2 separate regions of the Homo sapiens genome follow, and region 1 is linked to region 2. A link is an interaction called in ENCODE POLR2A ChIA-PET data of the cell type or tissue named here. Cell type or tissue: OCI-LY7. All regions are shown on one strand. Region 1 overlaps AUTS2 (activator of transcription and developmental regulator AUTS2). Region 2 overlaps AUTS2 (activator of transcription and developmental regulator AUTS2).

Region 1 (2,500 bases), 180 kb after region 2:
CAGGAGTTCAAGAACACTGGTCAACATAGAAAGACCCCCATCTCTAGAAAAGATGGAAAATTTTAGTTGGGCATGGTGGCATACACCTGTAGTCTCAGCTGCTGCAGAGGCTGAAGTGAAAGGACTGCTTGAGCCCAGGAGGTCCAGGCTGCAGTGAGCTCTAATTGCACCACTGTACTCCAGCCTGGGTGACAGAGCAACACCCTGTCTGAAAAAAATACACAAAATAAAGAATAAGTCACAGGTAGCTATGACTAGTATACACACTGAGAAAATGTATTTCCATATATATATTTTTTTTTAATTTTTTTTTTTTTTTTTGAGATGGAGTCTCGTTCTGTCACCCAGGCTGGAGTGCAGTGGAGCAATCTCGGGCTCACTGCAACCTCCGCCTCCCGAGTTCAAGTGATTCTCCTGCCTCAGCCTCCTGAGTAGCTGGGATTATAGGCATGTGCCACCAAGCCCAGCTATATTTTTGTATTTTTAGTTGAGACAAGGTTTCACCACATTGGTCAGGCTGGTCTCGAACTCCTGACCTCATGATCTGCCTTCCTCGGCCTTCCAAAGTGCTGGGATTACAGGTGTGAGCCACTGCGCCTGGCTTCTATCTATATATTTTTTAAGTTATACTCCTTTATTTTGAACATAACAGATTTCTTGCCTAAGTTGGAAAACCCAAGGTGGCAGCATTTTTTGTAAAGATCAGGAAACAAGCTCTTCCCATCCTTTCTAATGCCTGGGCAGTCAATGTGAAAAGATAACCTTTCCAATTCATTCAACCAATCTGGATTCACTGCACAGACACTATGTGTCAGGCTCACTGATAGATTCTGGGGGTCCCTAAATAAATAAAACAGTGTTCCTAAAATTGTAGTAGTATTCACACACATACTAACAAACAGGCACGGTGGCTCACACCTGTAATCCCAGCACTTTGGGAGGCAGAGACGGATCACTTGAGCCCAAGAAGTTCAAGACCAGCCTTGGCAACATAGCAAGACCCAGACTCTTTTTTTTTTTTTTTTTTTTTTTTTAAAAAAAAAAAGGCTCACAACTATGTGTAGTACTTTCTTTTATACATGAATAAACAGAGGCTTAAAGAGATGAAATGTAAAAATGGCAAAGTCATTTTTCAAAGTTCAGCCTCTCACTATTGCACAGTCCACAACCACACCCCACCCCAAACACACACACATCTAAGCTTGTTAGGATAAACACAAGCTCATCTATATCAGGAAAAAGAGAATGTGGTCAGTGAATGCTTATTATTGATGGTGGTGACCCACACCTCAGTCCCACTCATTAGCTCACGCTGAATGGGAAATCATGCTGACTCCTAAGAGCTCACAAACTCATCAGTCTGTCCCAAGAAACAGCTAGAAAACCAACTGGCTTGTTCCCAGCATTAACTTTACAAGAACAAAAATCATTCCTTTTTCTTTATTTATCATTCTTTAAGATCAGGCTAACTCCTCTGGTCTGTCCACACTGCTGCAGCCCATGGTAACATCATATCTCTGAATCCAAAGTTCTGTGGCCCTGACACGTTAGAGCAGTAAGTCCCAAACCTTACTGCACATTACAACTATCTGGGGAGCTTTAAAAAAATGCTTAGGTCCTACCCCACTGAGATTCTGATTTAAGTGGTCTACAGTGGGTGGGGTCTTGGCATGGGTTTTTTTTTAAACTCCCTGGGTGATTCTAACATACAGCCAAGGTTGAGAATAACTGCACCACACCAGTAGTTCTCCAAGTGTGGTCTATGGACCAGCAATATCTGGTAACTGAGAAATGCAAATTCTCATGACACAGACCAAATGAGTAAAAAAAAAAAAAAATATATATATATATATATATGGGGATAAGGCCCTGTGATTTGTATTTTAATAACTCTCCATGAGATTCTGAGGGACACTAATGTTTGAGAACCACTGTATTAGACAATCTAAGGATCCTTAAGAATTACTGTTAATTAACTTTTAAGGCATTTACATTTTACCTTTCCAATTACACAATAAGGTTCTCAAAGTCAAGAACTGTATTTTCTATTTATTTCTACCTATCTCTCTAGCCAATACTGTGCCTGACAGAAGTAACTGCTTCATTAATATTTATTAGCTTTTCATCCAGCACATCTCAGTATAGGAACATAACCCACATCCACAAACAAGAAAGAAGACAGCCTTGGGCCAGCATGAACCAGCATGAGTGATCTGTCCCCAGAAACCTGATTAAAGGCCAACGCCCTCCCACCTCACATTGTTCAGCTCTCCCCATACCATCCAAAGATGCTTTTCATTTCATAGAGTGTTACAAAGAGGGGCTTGGAAGCAGGGACTCTGAAGCCCAAAGTTTTCTCGGAAGCCTAATTTTTAAAGGGAAAAAACAAAAAATCATTTGTAAATAATTTTATATTCAACAAAACTCAACACTTACTGGTCACCTATTGAATGCAAAGCACTGTCCTGGGCATAGTTGAAGAAATAAATATGTCTTAGAT
Region 2 (2,500 bases):
AAGAGAGGAGGGACATGTTCTATTCATTTTTTCTCCCAAATATCTAATATTTGCATGAGTCTAGAACATTACTTATTGGATAGGAAGGAGGGAGATCAACCTCAATTTAGGAGGTACGTTATTGGTTTTTGTTCTTTTTAAAGCATCTTAAAAAAGGAAAAGGAAATGAACCAGTGGCAGCAGGGAGAAAAGGCTACTTTACAGGAGAGAGTACAATGCATCACTCAGTGGTTACATGTAAGAGCTTTGAAGACTGAAGGCCCCTGGTTCCAATCCCAGCCATGCCAAATGCTGGGTGTAATTGCAAACTAACCACTTATCTCTCTACCTCAAGTTCCCCATCTGTAAACGGAGGGTAATCAAACCTATCTTAAAATGAGGATTCCTGTAAGAATTAAATAGGCTCATAGCTGTGAAGCAGTTAACATAGCTCCAGGCTCACAATTGAGCTTGATAAAAGGTAACCACAATGTCACTTTAAATTACATCACAACCTCCTAACCTCTGCTTAGTAGCTCAGTCAGCTAAAGACACTTATAGAAACATCACTTCTTAGACTTCCACTCAGAAACTTCACCTGCTATGATAGAGCCTTAATTATCCTCTGATTAAGTCCAAAGCCTGACATCCTATAAGGAAGGGAAGAGGACCAGAGAGGACACCAGAAGTCTACCCGGTTCCTTGGAAGGTGTTAAGTGGTGAAAGATTCTATGGTTTGGTAGCTGCAAGATGGTCACCTCCTCCAACAGGAGTGTGTTCTCTAATTTATCTTTAATGTTTTCTGGAAAATTAAAAGTTCATAAAAACACACACAGAGATATAACAAACTATCAAGTGGGCTCTTATTATTATTATTAATAACTTATCCTTAACTCTGAAACCACAACCAAAACAGGCTTCTGCAGCAACTTATTTTCATTTCCTGGCATAAACTCCTTCTCCTTCCATTTCCCACCCACCTTTTTTGTTTTGTTTTAAACAGACAGTTTACTGTTAAAATGGGACAATCTATGTGGAGGAATTGCTTCAGCTGCACAAAAAGAACCCTCCACTGCAGCTGTAGTTGGAACACATCATTTCCTCTGGCAGAACATCTGAATGCTTTTTAAGAGAGTCTGAAGAGGTATGATGGGTGCTCAAGGACTTTCCCTTTTCTCAGCAAACAGAGCTGGTCACAGCTCTTACAAAACCTTTAGAAGGATTCATTCATCTGTCAAAAACCGTACGTCTTCCACCCTTTGTACGTGCTTTTCTTCTGCTAAGAATGACTTTCTCTCTCTTTTTCAGCCCTCCTAGTCCCTACCCAAGCAAGCACACAGGCATTTATGCACGAGCTGTGCACACACACACACACACATACACATACATGCATGCATGCACACACTCACCTTTACCTAACTCAAAATTCTCTCAGACCTGAACATTTTACAAAAGCCTCCCCTGACCCTCAAAGAAAGAATTTGCAAATGAAACAACTCAGACGTTTAGCTTAACAGTAAAGCTAAAAATAACTTCAACTGCAATGCAAAGTACAAAGATAGAGCTGAATTGTAAACAAAACTGTTTCTATCTTACAATCTGCTATTCAGCAGAAAAAGAAAGCCCCATGCTCTTTCCTACTCATTACATCCCATGATAAATGTGTACTTCCTTAAATCTTTAGGGGGACGGAGAAGTGCATATCATCTGAGCATTTCAGGAGGCAGAAATCATGCCTGTATTATCTGCATCTGACCTCTTCTCTGCTCCTAAGAGGTACAGGGCCTAGCAGGAAAGAAGCCAGGGCCCACTGCCAAGAACAGAATTAAATGGCACCAGCTCCAAGCTAAGTGGTTTAGAGTCCTTAAGGGAACCAGGCAAGAGGCCCATCCAGGATTTTGAAGGTGGGAGAATGATCTCAAGGGATACCAAGCCATCTTGTAAGGAAGAAGAGTTGAGGATGAGAACCGCCTCTATAAAGGTCAGTTCCAAGGTTCCTTCCCCTCTCTACAGTGTCCACTCCTGGATAATATTCCTCCCTTGCCATACGTATCATCAGGGCAAGCAAAAACAAGCTATCACAGAGCTGGATACATGAATAATGCCCTGCCATGTGTGGAAGGATAGAAAATAGTGTTCAATGCTTGAACCAATCACCTTCACAGAGGTGCTCCTTGATACTTAGAATTCCTTGAGGTTGTATGAGTTTTCTTATTTTTTTTCCTCAGAGCTTTCCAAAAAGCCCTCAAAAAGGTTCACCTGCTTAAGATTAAATTAAAGGGAGGAAAACATGCTAAAACCAATAATCTTCTTTTGAGAGGAAGAGTTACATAGCCTTACAACATGGGCTCTATCTCTGTAAACAATATGTTAAGAAACATTTAGTCATTTTTCTATTATAGAAATATGTCCAGTTGTATAAACTAGCTAAATAAATTGGCCTGACATTAGAGCCAGAGAATTTTGAGCTAAGAACCCACATTGGAATCTGTTCATACTTTCATTGCTATAAAAAGAGAAG

The links. Peaks named below come from ENCODE experiments on the same cell type or tissue, not always from the same donor. Only the 100,000 strongest peaks of a DNase experiment are listed, where the experiment ranks them.
Region 1: POLR2A ChIA-PET joins it to region 2 with 5 read pairs; 2 of 35 experiments call an interaction of 5 or more read pairs at or near these places.

The regions. Positions count from the first base shown.
Region 1 is chr7:69,777,585-69,780,084 of GRCh38, reverse strand. The region is part of intron 1 of AUTS2 (activator of transcription and developmental regulator AUTS2); the gene reads right to left. Among named protein-coding and RNA genes, the nearest start is that of AUTS2, 180 kb to the right of the region's middle. In OCI-LY7, no CTCF peak of the experiment used is centred here; no DNase peak of the experiment used is centred here.
Region 2 is chr7:69,961,572-69,964,071 of GRCh38, reverse strand. All of the region lies in intron 2 of AUTS2 (activator of transcription and developmental regulator AUTS2), which reads right to left. Among named protein-coding and RNA genes, the nearest start is that of AUTS2, 360 kb to the right of the region's middle. In OCI-LY7, no CTCF peak of the experiment used is centred here; a DNase peak (open chromatin) is centred at 1,101; H3K4me3 peaks cover 2,266 bases; H3K27ac peaks cover 2,500 bases.